2 separate regions of the Homo sapiens genome follow, and region 2 is linked to region 1. A link is an interaction called in ENCODE POLR2A ChIA-PET data of the cell type or tissue named here. Cell type or tissue: MCF 10A. All regions are shown on one strand.

What was found. ChIA-PET counts read pairs that join two places held together with the same protein. Peaks named below come from ENCODE experiments on the same cell type or tissue, not always from the same donor. Only the 100,000 strongest peaks of a DNase experiment are listed, where the experiment ranks them.
Region 2: POLR2A ChIA-PET joins it to region 1 with 10 read pairs; 5 of 35 experiments call an interaction of 5 or more read pairs at or near these places.

What each region holds. Positions count from the first base shown.
Region 1 is chr17:59,749,800-59,757,799 of GRCh38, forward strand. All of the region lies in intron 5 of VMP1 (vacuole membrane protein 1), which reads left to right. Among named protein-coding and RNA genes, the nearest start is that of VMP1, 46 kb to the left of the region's middle. RefSeq lists enhancers at 4,411-5,610, 4,454-5,296. In MCF 10A, a CTCF peak has its summit at 3,839 (motif pointing right); DNase peaks (open chromatin) are centred at 3,862, 4,992 and 6,732.
Region 2 is chr17:59,914,320-59,922,319 of GRCh38, forward strand. RPS6KB1 (ribosomal protein S6 kinase B1) reads left to right here. Exons shown (of 15, transcript NM_003161.4): 4 at 316-384. Among named protein-coding and RNA genes, the nearest start is that of RPS6KB1, 25 kb to the left of the region's middle. In MCF 10A, a CTCF peak has its summit at 129 (motif pointing right); a DNase peak (open chromatin) is centred at 132.

The sequences.
Region 1 (8,000 bases):
ATGCCCTGCCTCAAGTTAAAATAATCTTATTATCTTCTTAGAACTGTGAGTGGCCCAGCCCGTCTACCCACTAGAAGCAAACTAGTCTGGAGGAAAGTAAAATCATCCTAGGTTTTACATGATCTCTACTTAACTTACTGTTGTATTCCAACTGTCTAGAACAGAGCCTAGTACTCAATAGGTGCTCAACAAATATATGTTGAATATATTAATGTAAAATAGAATCTTTGCAAAGCCTATGAGAGATAAAATAATTCGACTTCTTTTATTGGCAAAACAGTCTGTTCCTAACATCTGAGTCTTATTTGTGACAGTTGATGAAAAATGACCTAATCTATATATAGCTTTTTCTTAATTTGCATAACAGTTTTATATTAAATATTAGTAAATCGTTTTATTTCTCCAGCAAATAAGTGCATGTACTTCTTGCTGTGTAAACATTTTATTATGCTCTTTGCATTCAATTTACTTAAATTTAGACAAAAAATAGGCACAATGAATAATTTTTTTTTTTTTTTTGAGATAGAGTTTTGCTCTTGTTGCCCAGGCTGTAGTGCAGTGGTGCGAACTCGGCTCACTGCAACCTCTGCCTCCTGGGTTCAGGTGATTCTCCTGCCTCACACTCCCAAGTAGCTGAGATTATAGGTGTCCACCACCACACCCGGCTAATTTTTGTATTTTTAGTAGAAATGGGGTTTCACCATGTTGGCCAGGCTGGCCTCGACCTCCTGACCTCAGGTGATCCACCCACCTCGGCCTCCCAAAGTGCTGGGATTACAGGCATGAGCCACCACGCCCAGCCCACAATGAGTGATTTTTAAAATAATTTTATTCAACATATGCTAATATGCTTGTCTCTGGTTTATCTTTATAGTGAGGTATATTGTACTTTGAAATAAAGAATATTAAATAAATTAGAAATTAATAGCATTTGTAAACTGCATTTCCTCTGTTTTTAGTTCTTATGCAGGCATATTTTTGTTCATTCATTTGATATCTACCTTGAACAAATTTTGCCTAGCAAGTAGTGCAAGTTACAAATTTCATTCATTTACCTTATTTGAGTTTGTATGTAGATTAGGTGCAAAGAAGCTTCTGGGGCTGGCAGATTTTTCCAAGATAGCACCTTTTTTTTTTTTTTTTTTTTTTTGGAGACAGAGTCTAGCTCTGTCACCCAGGCTGGAGTACAGTGGTGCAATCTTAGCTCACTGCAAACCCCGCCTCCTGGGTTCACGCCATTCCCCTGCCTCAGCCTCCCGAGTAGCTGGGACTACAGGCGCCCACCACCATGCCTGGCTAATTTTTTGTATTTTCAGTAGAGACAGGGTTTCACCGTGTTAGCCAGGATGGTCTTGATCTCCTGACCTCGTGATCGGCCAGGTAGCACCTTTTAAGCACTCTTTTATTGCATATTAATTCCCCAAAATCCATTGACAGATTTATTTTAGTCTTAGCAAGCATTCAGGTTACCTTTTAGAAGATCCAGTACATGAGCGATCAGGAATGCTTATTTATTCTCTCATGTAGCGGAAATTATATCCAGAGTAAGAATAGTAAGTCAATGTTTGCATAAAGAGAACATAGCTGCTGTTGACCTCTTTGGTTCATCTCTATGCAGCCAGTTTTTGTGAGTCAAAATTTCTATCTTAATAATGGTCTAGACCGGGCTCGGTGGCTCATGCCTGTGATCCCAGCACTTTGGGAGGCTGCGGTGGGTGGATCACCTGAGGTCAGGAGTTTGAGACCAGCCTGGCCAACATGGTGAAACCCTGTCTCTGCTAAAAATACAAAAATTAGCTGGGCGTGGTGGGGGGGGCGCCTGTAATCCCAGCTACTTGGGAGGCTGAGGTGAGATAATTGTTTGAACGGGGGAGGCAGAGGTTGCAGTGAGCCGAGATTGCGCCATTGCACTCCAGCCTGGGCAACAAGAGCAAAACTCCGTCTCAAAAAAAAAAAAAAAAAAAAAAAAGTCTAACCTAGGGCTACAGAGCATACCTTCTCTTTTTCATTTTCTTTTATCTTCGTTTCTTTTTTGAGACAGGGTTTCTCTCTGTTGCCAGGCTGGAGTACAGTGGCATGAATATGGCCCGCTGTAGCCTCAGCCTCCTGGGCTCAAGAGATCTTCCCACCTCAGCCTCCCAGGTAGCTGGGACTACAGGTGTGCACCACTACACCAGCTGGGTTTTTTTTAGGGGTAGAAACGGGGTCTCTCCATGTTGCCCAGGCTGGTCTCAAACTCCTCGGTTCAAGAGATCCTCTCGCCTCAGCCTCCTAAAGTGCCGGGATTACAGGCATGAGCCACTGTATCCGGCCTCACTTTTTCTGTAAAGGATCAGATCCGTAGCTATTTACACATCGTGGGCTATCCAGTCTCTGTGCAACTACTCAGATCTGTCACTGTAACGAGAAAGCAATTATAGACAGTACATAAATGAGTGAATGCGGCCGTTTTCTGGTAAAACTTTATTCATAAAAACAGGTAGCAGGCTGGATTTGGTCTGCAGTTTGTAGTTTGTTAACCCCTGCTCCAACTCATTGAATGACAGTAGTACACCGGAAGAGACATAGTGAGCCTGGGAGCCTTAATGAGAGAGCTAGCTGTCTTCTAAGGATTTTTGTATGACATCTGTGTATTTGGTTCACCCATTTGCCAAATAAGTACTATCATTTCTCTCTTCTTGATCAAGAAATAACAGGTTTCACATGATGCTTTAGAAAAGAATATAGTTGTGCATATATGAGTTGTATAAAAAAAATTAAGAGTAAAAAGAAAAAGCTTTTTTGAAGGGAAAAGCAGAAGAATTTCTTCTAAATGAGCTGTCTGATGACAGGAAGATTTGGTTCCAGTTTCATGTAACCACTGGTATGTTCAATTCCTCTTAAATACCAGATTTTACAAGATTGCAACCATTTTGAGGAATAAATAACTTATGGATTAAGTTTAGATGTCATGTGTAGGATGAACAGGTCTAAAGATCTAAGGTACCACTGTTGTAAAATTACAATGGATTAGGGATTTTTGTTAAGTAGATTTTTAGCTGTTCTTATTTTTAAAAAGTAACTATGTAAGATGATAAACATGTTAATTTGCTTTACTATAGTATAACCATTTTGTTATCTGTATGTATACTATAACAACATATTGTAAGCCTCAATTATGCACAATAAAATTTATTTCTAAAAAGCTTAGGCCAGGTGCAGTGGCTCGCACCTGTATTCCCAGCACTTTGGGAGGCCAAGGCAGGAGGATCACTTGAGGCCGGGAGTTCAAGACCATACCAGCCTGGGCAACCTAGTGGGACCCCGTCTCTACGAAAAAAATTTTTTAATTAGCCAGGTGTAGTGGCATGCTCCTGTAGTCCCAGCTACTCAGGTGGAGGTTGAGGCCAAGGTTGGAAAATCACTTGAGCCCAGGGAGGTTATGATCGCGCCACTGCACTCTAGCCTGGGCGACAGAATGAGACCCTGTCTCAAGAAAAAAAAAAAAGTTTAGATGTTGTACACAATTAGGAGAAGTGATGGGGTTATTTCATTAGCCACCTTGTAATTATTTCCCACTAATAGAAATATGATTCATAATTCTGTAATTAACCAGGTTAACAAAAACAGGAACTTTGGTACTTGATTATGAGAAATGTATTCTGGACATGCTCCTTATATGCATGTACATTATGATTCATCAAGTTACAAGACAAAAAGATGATTAAAGAACCATTTGTAAACTGTATGTAACATTAAGGATTTATAAAGCCTGTTCTTAATAGCAAAGGAGTCCATGGGCTACAATTTACTCTCCTATATAATGTGATGTATGTACAATTTTTGACACTAGGTGGAGCAGTTTCCTGGCAAAAGACTTCACAAAGCCCCATATCCCTTTCAGTTAAGCCCAGCTTCTAGACAAAGAACTGTAAAGAGAAGAAAAACGATCGACAATCATTTTATAATTTAAAAACATACCCAAATATTTAGCTATAAGTAGAAGGCTGAATATATTTTACAATTTTTCTGTTTGCCATATATTTTAACCATTGGATTTTCTCATGTTTAAAGTGTTAGTTTTACTTTCTAGAAGCAGTTTGGAAGTAGAAAAGTTGGGAACTATTCAGTTACATTGTAGAATAGATCAGGTTTTATTAGAAGCTGTAACATCAAGGTGTTATCCTTTGAATGATATCTGTGAGCCATTTTGTTTCATATGACCATTTTTATAGAAAAAAAGTACTTTTTGTTATAAATTAGATACAAAGAAAATTGTGAGATACGTGCCCCTGTGTAAGATTCAGAGCCTGTTTCTGCTTTAAAGTTTGGGATTATTTCATTATTAAAATATGTGTTAAAAATTGTACATTTACCCTGAAGTACAGGTCAATTGATGACTAAAAAGAAAACAAAAAAAATTATACATTTAAAAAATCTGACATCTTAATTGCTTTTTCATATTTATGACCTCCTCTGTATATGGCACCCTAAGGAGGAAGTACTGTATAGTATTCTGCACTTTTTAAAAGCTGTTTTTTCCTTAGTATAGACATTTCTGATACTTTTTGACTCTTGGCTATTGCTAAAAGTAAATATTATTTGGAAAACTGCATTCATATGGGTTGAAATAAAATAGTGAAATAGTTTCAGTAAGTGAAATATTGTAGTAGTTAATACCATAAAGTGGAATCATTCTTTTTTTAAAAAATTGTTAGCCAGCTTCTTCCCTATCAATTCAGCTTGACTTCTGACTATTGCTTTATTGCTCATTTGTCTATCCTCCTTTTAAGACAAAAAAGAAATTACCAAAAGTTAAGGCTGTGGTGTGACTTGATACCAGATGCTTATAACTATGGCTATAAGCATGCAGTGACTCAGTGCTGTTTCAGGAAGACCAACAGACCCTTCTTAGAAAAAAATCTATTTGCCTTTTGTTTGATGAAGGCATGAAAGCTCTTCTCCCTGTCTTTCCCTAAGGAATGACTCATATATTAACTCTGCTGAGCATCACCACATCAAAAGAAGAAACCAAGGTCTTCAGGACATCAGGCTGGGTTTTTGCCAAGGAAAAGGGGTATGCACAGACTGGGTAACTTCCTGCCCTTAAGTTTATTAATGTATGCTTAAATGAAAGCCAAGAAAATTTAGTTTAGCTTAAATTTGTTGTTGAGCATACATTTTAAACAATTTATACTAGCCCCCCCCGCCCTTTTTTAACAGCTCTCATAAATATGTAGTTCATTTCTCTTGAATACTTAAGTCAACTGTATGATCAAAAGTTGCTTGGGTCTAGAGAACAAAGGTGAAACATGCCTTCTTTTTCTTTTTCTTTTTCTTTTTTTTTTAGACGGAGACTCACTCTGTCTCCCAGGCTGGAGTGCAATGGCGCGATCTTGGCTCACGGCAAACTCCATCTCCCACGTTCAAGCGATTCTCCTGCCTCACCCTCCCGAATAGTTGGGACTACAAGCATGCGCCACCACACCCGGCTAATTTTTTGTATTTTTAGTAGAGACAGGAGTTTCACAATGTTGGCCAGGCTGGTCTCGAACTCCTGACCTCAAGTGATCTGCCCGCCTCAGCCTCCCAAACTGCTGGGATTACAGGCGTGAGCCACCACACCTGGCCAAACATGCCTTTTAATATGGATTAATTCAATATAATAAAAATAGCTTCAAAGACAGTACCTTATAACTTGGAGCATGAACTAATACTATAGAGTTCATATTTCTTTTGTTTTGGCCAGCAATTTTATATTTGCACTTTTATAGTATAATCTCATATTTCTACCCTGTGACCTAGGTAACAAGCATTATTAGGCTTTTTGTTAAACAAAGGAAGAGATAGAAGTTACCAACAGTAATTTACCAACAGATTTAGAAAACTGAAATCCACATTAATGCATGCCCCGGTTACTGCTTTTTGACAGTTTGTTTCTTTGTTTTTTGTTTTGGTTTTTGGTTTTTTTTTTTTTTGAGACAGGGTCTTGCTCTGTCGCTCAGGCTGGAGTGCAGTGGCATGATCATAGCTCACTGCAACCTTGAACTCCTGGGCTCGAGTGGTCCTCCCATCTCAGCCTCCCAAGTAGCTGGGACTACAGGCATATGCCACCACACTGGGCTAATATTTTTTCTTAGTAGAGACGGAATCTCACTGTGTTGTCCGAGCTAGTCTCGAACTCCTGGGCTCAAGTGATCCTGCTGCCTCGGCCTCTCAAAGTGTTAGGATTTCAAGCATGAGACACTGTTCCCAGCCTGTACTGCATTTTGTAGAGACCAGAGGCATAACTTGGGACCTTCTTCACAAAAAGAATATAAACACTGGTTAAACTTGTCAGTGCCCATTGGGAATCGATATTTTACACTCTAGCCTTCTAGAATTATTTGCTGTAGACCATAACCTTGTTTTCTGACTCTAATGAGAAAAACAATGATTAAAAAAATTCTGAAGAGAATTCCTGTGTTTGCAAAAGGGTTTCTGAAGTCCCCTGAAAGAAAACAAAGGTTTTGCAAGTCATACAAACAACCATTTTTCATCTTTTTTTGTTTATTTATCACCCAGATATTCCTAATGAATCACATTCCAGACTAACCACTGACTGCTTTTGTTCCTTAGTGAAGAAGTATGGCAAATAAATGTTTTCCCAGTGAATCAGCACAGGATTCTTGATTTTATTACCTTTGCCCTAAACTTTCCAGACAAAACTAATTGGAAATTTTGCCTTTGGGATCTCACTTGACTTCTGTGTATAGATGATGGATTAGGCTATGAATTGACATTACAGATGTTGTCCAAACAACTCCAGTCTTTAGGAATGTTTTATCAGTTCTGAGGGAGCCGTCTAGAGTGGAAGAATGTCTGTCTGTCTGTTTTGTCTGCTTGCCTTCCTTAAAAATACTCATACACACACAACACACATTCTGCACTCTTAATGTGATGTTGTAGTCTTCATCTCGGTTGATAAGTATACTTGCCTGAATTAGGCTAATAATTAATATGAACATTTTAGGTCTTTCGTTTTTAAAAGATATCTCTGTAAGACAGGACCCTAAAGTAAACCCAACAGTATTCTGTCTCTGGTCTTTTGGATGGTATACTGTTTTTCTTGATGAAACATAGACATGAGTATAACCTTTTCAGTCCTTTAAATGCTACAAAGTGTGTGAAGAAGGTACAATTATAGTAAATCATGAGCCGCTGTAGTATAAATCCAGAAAACTTGAAAAGTTCAAAATCCAGAAAATGTTTTACTTAATATTAAGCAGCAGTGTACATACTGATTTATCATTTTACTAATATGATTTTTTCACAAATTCAAGTATGAATATATTCACCCCTTTCTTACTATGACCCTAATTAGTGTTTGTGGCACAAGGATTTCTTTCTCTGGGCTTAACATAGATACTATATTATTATCAGAAAACTACTTAAAACTCTTCACTACCAGATTAGGATGGAGATAGATAGATAGATAGATAGATAGATAGATAGATAGATAGATAGATAGATAGATGTGGTTTTGTATAATTTTACCCTTCTAGGACAATTTTTTTTGAATTCTAAGTTTCTCTTAATTAGAAGAACTAGTAGTGTATTGTTATTCTTAAAGCTAGAGTAAAAATTGATTACATAGAATTAGTTTGGTTTTTTTCTAATCACTAAAACTTTTCTAATCACTAAAACTCATGAAAGAATGTAAATCATGGAAATGTAACTTTTTAAACTTATGTAAAAAGAGTTTTTAAAAGATAAAATATCTTTTTCCACAGACAAGTACCTACATCTGCTCTTACTAGAAATCTTACCCTTTCATCTAAGTATAGTTTGCTCTCACCCAGACATACTCCTGCCTGGCCAAGCACTACATCTTTTATCCTGGACAAGGCAAAATTATTCCATTACCAATCTTTGGAAAATATAATGTAATACAGCTCATGAGACTAGATATATGGAACTCTGAAATGAAGCAAATCCAGATGTCCAATATGTTGCAAATAACCAAGCTATCTTGTTGATTT
Region 2 (8,000 bases), 160 kb after region 1:
TATTTTATAATTTTTAAGGTGGTATTATGCCTCTGGGAACACTGTTTATAGCTTGTTCTAAGTAGGATTTTATATATTAATATAAAGTAACAGTGTTTATTATTAGATGGTCATTGTCCAACATTACCACCAGATGGCAGCAGAACAAACAGGAAAGTCATGATCATTAATGTGGTCTGTTCTTTTAGCTGATCATTTTTGCACATAGTTTTTATAATATAAACTGCTGTGGCATATGTTTCTTATAACTAGGAATTAAGGGAGTATGCCTGACATAGTTTGCCTTTGAATAACACACACTTTTTTTTAATCCAGGTTTTTCAAGTACGAAAAGTAACAGGAGCAAATACTGGGAAAATATTTGCCATGAAGGTGCTTAAAAAGGTGATTTCCACTCCCCCTTTTTAGTCCTCACACACCATATTTTTACACTTGATCTCAGCCAAAAGGCTGGGAAGCAATCATATCATATTTTTAATTGTTGTAACATTTTGGCCTAAAATTTGCAGTCAAAAAAATGTATCTCAAGCCAGGTACAGTGGTGCACACCTGTGGTCCCAGCTACTTGGGAGACTGAGTCAGGAGGATTGCTTGAACTTAGGAGTTCAAGGGTAGCCTGAGCAATGTAGTAAGACCCAGTCTCTTACAGAAAAAATGTATTTATTTTCTTTTCTTTTTTTTTTTTTTGAGACGTAGTCGCGCTCTGTCGCCCAGGCTGGAGTGCGGTGGTGCGATGTCGGCTCACTGCAACCTCCACCTCCCGGGTTCAGGTAATTCTCCTGCCTCAGCCTCCCGAGTAGCTGGGACTACAGGTGCATGCTGCCACGCCCAGCTACTTTTTTGTATTTTTGATAGAAACGGGGTTTCACCATATTGGCCAGGATGGTCTTGATCTCCTGACCTCAGTGATCCACCTGCCTCGGCATCCCAAAGTGCAGGGATTACAGGCATGAGCCACCGCACCCGGCAAAAAATGTATTTCTAACACAGTTGCAATACTTTTTAGAATGTGAGGTATGTTTCATTACTGTTATTCCTATTTTTATTTCTGCTTGGTGAGTGTGGAAAAGAGAGCTCTTGCAATTCTTTGCTGAGGTAACTCTTCACTGTTTCTGATCTCCTTATTTCTAAGTAATAAGCATGTACTGCCATCTCTTTTTTTTTGAGATGAACTCTCACTCTGTTGTCCAGGCTGGAGTGCAGTTGTACAATCTCAGCTCACTGCAACCTCTGTCTCCCAGGTTCAAGTGATTCTCCTGCCCTAGCCTCCCTAATAGCTGGGATTACAGGCGCCTACCACCACGCCTGGCTAATTTTTGGATTTTTAGTGTAGACGGGGTTTCACCATATTGGCCAGGCTGGTCTCGAACTCCTGACCTCAGGTGATCCATCTGCCTCGGCCTCCCAAACTGCTGGGATTACAGGCACGAGCCACTGCGCCTGGCCTACTGCTATCTTTTTTTTTTTTTTTTTTTTTTTTATTGTGACAGAGTTTTGCTCTTGTTGCCCAGGCTGGAGTGCAGTGGAGTGATCTCGGCTCACCACAACCTCCGCCTCCCAGGTTCAAGTGATTCTCCTGCCTCAGCCTCCCTAGTAGCTGGGATTACAGGCATGTGCCACCACGCCCGGCTAATTTTGTATTTTTAGTAGAGATGGGGTTTCTCCATGTTGGTTAGGCTGGTCTCGAACTCAGGTGATCTGCCCGCCTTGGCCTCCCAAAGTGCTGGGATTACAGGCATGAGCCACCATGCCCAGCCAACTGCTATCTTTTTAATTCAGCAGTTTTCAATTTTTTTTTTTAGACGGAGCCTCACTCTGTTGCCCAGGCTGGAGTGCAGTGGCGTGATCTCAGCTCACTGCAACCTCCACCTCCCAGGTTAAAGCGATTCCTCTGCTTCAGCTTCCTGAGTGTCTGGGATTACAGGCGCCCACCACCACACCCGGCTAATTTTTGTATTTTTAGTAGAGATGCGGTTTCGCCATATTGGCATGCTGGTGTCGAACTCCTGACCTCGGGGGATCGGCCCGCCTTGACCTCCCAAAGTGTTGGGATTACAGGCGTGAGCCACCGAGCCTGGCAGTATTAACTTTCTTTTATGCGAGTTAAGGATTTGTTTCTTGTTTACTTCACCCTCCTTTATCCTCATCCTCTCATTTTGTTTTGCTTTCTTTGAATCTACTATTGTCCTCTGATGTCTTCCAACAACTTTGTAAAACACCTTTCAGTCTAATGTTCTTTGATCAGGCTTATAAGATAATCTATCAGTTCCATTTATTTCCCAGAGGCATATCTTAGGAACTTTCTATCCACCTGTTCCCATCTGGAGTGGTAGCTCTTTAGTCACAACTGTTATGACTGGACTCTTTCTTCACCACAACCCTGGAATCCTCTTGGCTCCTTCAGTGTTGGATCTTTTGTTTCCTGGATCCCATATCTTCATTTTTTCCCTTTTTCTTAGTTTATGTCCTTGTTTTGGTGACACTATACTAGTGGCTCCCTCAGACAAGGTATATAAAGATACATTTATAATAAAAATATATCCATATTGCATATTTGAGAATTTCTTTACATTTTTATTTACTTGATTGTTTATGTTATTGGAGTTGAAAATTATTTTCACTTAGAATTTTGCTCAGTTTTCTTCTATTCTTGAGAGTTTCTGTTGAAGTGCTTTGGCATTCTGATTCCCAGTCGTTTACACATGGCCTATTTTTTCTGTGGAAATATTTAAGATTTTCTCTTTATTTCTGATCTAAGTTTTTATAGTGATGTGTGTTGCTTTGACTTTGATTATTATTTTTATTTAGTTAGTTTTTGAGATAGGGTCTCGCCCTGTCACCTAGACAGGAGTGCGGTGACACAATTATAGCTCAGTGCAACCTCAAATTCCTGGGCTCAAGCTATCCTCCCACCTCAGTCTCCTGAGTAGCTGGGACCACAGACACGCACCACCAGGCCTGGCTAATAAAAAAAAATGTAGAGATGGGCACTCACCATGTTGCCCAGGCTGGTGTTGAACTCCTGGGCTCAAGTGATCCACCCGCCTCGGCCACCCAAAGTGCTGGGATTGGATTACAGGTATGGCCCACTGCGCCCGGCCTATTTAATTAAATTAATTAATTTATTTATTTTTAAGAGACAGGGTCTCACTCTGTTTCCCAGGCTGGAGTGTGGTGGTGTGATCATACTTCACTGTAACCTGTAACTCCTGGGCTCAAGCGATCCTCCTGCCACAACTTCTGAGTAGCTAGGACTGCAGATGCATGCCACCACGCCCAGTTCATTTTTAAAATGTTTCGTAGAGACAAGGTCTTCCTGTGTTTCCCCGGCTGGCCTGGAACTCCTGGCCTCAAGCAGTTGTTCTGTTTTGGCTCCCAAAGTGTTGGGATTACAGGCATGTGCCACTGTGCCCAGCCTATTTTTATTCTTTTAATCTTAAAGCTTTAGTCTTTCAGTTCTAGGAAATTTTCTTATGTGATTTATTTGGTAATTTCCTTCCCACTGTTTTCTCTTCTTGGAATTGCAATTAGTTGGATGTTGGATCTCCTGGACCGATCATCTAATTTTTCTTATCTTTTCCACGTTTCCATTTCTTTGTCTTGTTTACTTTCTTCTACTCAATTTTTTTTTGAGATGGAGTTTTGCTCTTGTTGCCCAGGCTGGAGTGCAATGGCGCAATCTTGGCTCACCGCAACCTCCGCCTCCTGGGTTCAAGCGATTCCCCTGCCTCAGCCTCCCGAGTAGCTGGGATTACAGGCATGTGCCACCATGCCCGGCTAATTTTGTATTTTTAGAAGAGACAGGGTTCCTCCATGTTGGTCAGGCTGGTTTCGAACTCCTGACTTAGGTGATCCGCCCGCCTTGGCCTCCTGAAGTGCTGGGATTACAGGCGTAAGCCACTGTGCCCAGCCATTTGACTAAATTTTTTTTTAAAGCTGTTGTATTTGTGATTCTCCAGAATTCTTTCTGTTGTTTTTGTTTTATAGCAACCTGTTTAATGAGTATAATATCTTCTCTTACCCCTCTGAGAGTTTTATTTTTTTTTAATGTTTATTATTATTTTTTTGAGACAAGAGTCTCACTCTGTCGTGCAGGTTTGAGTGCAGTGGTGCGATCTTGGCTCACTGCAACCCCTGCCTCCTGCGTTCAAGCGATTCTCCTGCCTCAGCCTCCTGAGTAGCTGGGATTACAGGTGCCCGCTACCACACCTGGCTAATTTTTGTATTTTTAGCAGATATCGGGTTTCATCATGTTGGCCAGACTGGTCTTGAACTCCTGACCTCAGGCAAAACGTCCACCTCGGCATCCCAAAGTGCTGGGATTACAGGTGTGAGCCACCACGCCCAGCCTCTCTGAGAGTTTAATTATAATTATTTGAAATGTTCTTTTGTTTTACGCATGTTCTTTTTTGACTTTCTGTTTTCTTTGACTTTGATTTAGTCAGTTTTAGTCACTTTGTTCCATGTTAGAGGCCTTCTTTAGATGTCTGGTGTCATTCACTGATTATTCTTTTTTTTTTTTTTTTTTTTGAGTTGGAGTCTTGCTCTGTCGTCTAGGCTGGAGTGCAGTGGCACAGTCTCGGCTCACTGCAATTTCCACCTCCTGGGTTCAAGCGATTCTTGTGCCTCAGCCACCCAAGTAGCTGGGATAACAGGCATGTGCCACCCTGCCTGGCTAATTTTTGCATTTTTAGTAGTGACAGGGTTTCGCCATGTTGTCAGCCTGATCTCGAACTCCTGACCTCAAGTGATCTGTCCACCTAGGCCTCAATAACCCATCCACTGCGCCTGGCCTGATTATTCATATTTAAGAGTAGAACTCTGAAAAGCTGATCAGAAGTTCTGTGTGTGTAAGCTTCTCTGCAGGGTAGTCAAGTGGTTAGCTGGCACTTGATCAACAACTTCAAATAATAGTGTCTGTAGGGCTGGGTGTGGTGGCTCACGCCTGTAATCCCAGCACTTTCGGAGGCTGAGGCAGGTTGATCACCTGAGGTCAGGAGTTCAAAACCAGCCTGGCCAGCTGGTTTGGGGGCGCTGAGGCAGGAGAATCGCTTGAGCCTGGGAGGTGGAGGTTGCAGTGAGCCAAGATTGCACCATTGTGCTCTAGCTTGGACAACAAGAGCGAGACTCCATCTCAAATAAATAAATAAGTAAATATTGTCTGTAGATCTTTTTTTTTCTGGGGAGGATCAGTTGGTGCTAAGAAAGTTCTGCCATTCATTTGCCTGGAAAAAGCATTCTGGAGCTGAGTGAGAGAAGATGGAGATCTTACCTCTCAACACGCGGACTTTCACTAAACTCGAGTTTTTACATTAGTACTTTACTCTGTGGATCTAATCTTTCACTTTTTTTTTTTGTCCCGGGGAATTTAACTCTCCTAGGGTTAGTTCTTCGACTTAGTATGGAGATGGGAGCCTTTTTGGTCTGTCTGTTCCTTACACAGACTTGTAGATGATCTCCCTGTTTTTAGCACTCCACCTTCTGCCTTCTACAGTCTTCAGTTCCTTTAATTTTTTCCCTTCCTTCTAATTTTTCCTCTAATGTTTGAACCTTGCTGGGGTTCTATAGATAGATTCAACTTCTTTTGTGTATTCCCCTTTGCAGGCACTTAGGTTTGATCTTACCCCACTCTGCTACATCATGGACCATTGCTTTATCCCCACTCTGTCTTTTCAGGTGTGGGATTCCACATGTCTTCTAGTTTTACTGATGGATTATGTGTGTGTTTGTTTTCTTATTCTTGTTTGGGATTGATTACTGAAAAGATTCCACTGTCTTTTTTTTTTTTCCTGGGTTCAAGTGATTCTTCTGCCTCAACCTCCTGAGTAGCTGGGATTACAGGTGCCCGCCACCACACCCAGCTAATTTTTGTATTTTTAGTAGAGACAGGGCTTTGCCATGTTGGCCAGGCTGGTCTCGAACTCCTGACCGCAGGTGATCCACCCTTCTTGGCCTCCCAAAGTGCTAGGATTACAGGCATGAGTCACTGCGCCCGGCCTCCACTGTCTTAAAACAAAAGTTCCAGTGGAGAACTACTTTAAAGACAATCAAAGTGACTTTTTAAAAAAATTATAAGACTTGTAAAACTTTGGTCCTTCTTGCTGATTTTTATTTAAGCAGTATAAATGACTCCTCAGTTTGAAAGCTGAGGAACAAATACTGTGACCACAATTTTATTGGTAATTGTCTTTAAAAAGCCATCTAGCTATTCTTCACATCAGTTTCTTCTTCAGTGGGTTGACATTGATATCAGCTATTTGACTTTCCTGTTGGAATTGTTTTAGATTAATGATTTTTTAATCTGTAAAACATGTTAGGTATAGAATTGAAGGCAGCATAATAGTGCTTGTCCCAGAAATGTGAAAAGAAGTACTGGTCAAGATTTCTTCTTTTATTTGAAACAGAGTCTCACTACATCACCCAGGCTGGAGTGCAGTGGAGCGTTCTCAGCTCACTGCAACCTTTGCCTCTTGGGTTCCAGTGATTCTAGGGCCTCAGCCTCCCAAATAGCTGGGACTACAGGTGTGTACCACCACGCCTGGCTAATTTTTGTACTTTTGGTAGAGACAGGGTTTCACCATGTTGGCCAGGCTGGTCTCAAACTCCTGACCTCAAGTGACCGCCCACCTCAGCCCCCTAAAGTGCTGGAATTATGGGCGTGAGCCACTGCGCCCAGCCTCTGGTCAAGATTCTTAACTGATTCATTCCTTGTGATGTGTTATTTATGTCGGATAATCAGGCCTGACCATATTAGGCATAATTAGATCTTGGGTGAAGTATGTTTTTGGCACAGGTATCTAGTGAAAAAAAGAGTGCTTGTTTTTTTTCCCCACTCATGGTGGGTGGGGTGGTATATTGGGAAATCCATAGACTTAATTACTGCTAAGTGTCAGGCCTCATTCTGGGGCCCAGGGATCCAGGACCTAAGCTGTTTGCCTCTGCTTTTGCTTGGTTGCCATTGTTTCCCATTCTTGGGGTTCTTTTCTTAATCCTGGCTAGAGGATCTGATACTGTCTCCTTCCTTGTCCTTGAAAGCAAGCTCATAGCAAAAATAATGAAAATAAAGATGTCATTAGGGTTAAGTTCAGGGCTTTCATTTCTAAATCCCCAAGTAAGATGACTATAGGCTCCCTTTGAGTTCCTTCCTTCTGATTTTAATTATCCTGGAGGCAGAGTACTAACCCCTCTGACCTGAGTGTGTGGTAAGTGTATACCTCTTCCCCCAGACTTTAAGATGAAATCAGAGTAGAACCAGGTATCCCCTTAAGTGAGTTGTTTCAATCTGGACATTCTGTCTGGATTTATTAGTTCTCCTGGGACTGTTTACTTCTTATAGGAATGGTACCATTCAGGTATTTGCTTAGAGTGGAATAGTGAGGAAAAGACTATCAACAGCCATCACCCGACCCTACCAGTTGCAGCAAAAATATACCATGGAAGCAAAATACTATTGCCTACGGCATTAGTTCACCTCCCACTGTACATTTTAGAACCTTTGGCCAAAGGTGTTCTCCACCTCTGAAATATTGCGGTTTCATAGAACAATAACTTTCTCACTTTTGACTTACTTGATTCCTACAATGCCTGTTTTTTGGCCCTAAGCCCTTTAGTTAATAAATTTTAGTTAATAAATTTTCCTCATGTACAATTTGAGAGTTAACTGCAGATTTCATAGCACTTCACCCCTAATTTCATCTATACATCTCCTAAGAATAAGGGCATTTTTTTTTTTTTTTTTTGAGAAGCAGTCTCACTCTGTTGCCCAGGCTGGAGTGCAGTGGTGCAATTTTGGCTCACTGCAACCTCCACCTCCTGGGTTCAAGCGATTCTCCTGCCTCAGCCCCACAAGTAGCTGGGATTACAGGTGCCTCCTACCACGCCTGCCTAATTTTTGTAATTGTAGTAGAGACGAGGTTTCACCATGTTGGCCAGGCTGGTCTCAAACTCCTGACCTCAGGTGAGCCGCTCTCCTCGGCCTCCCAAAGTGTTGAGATTACAGA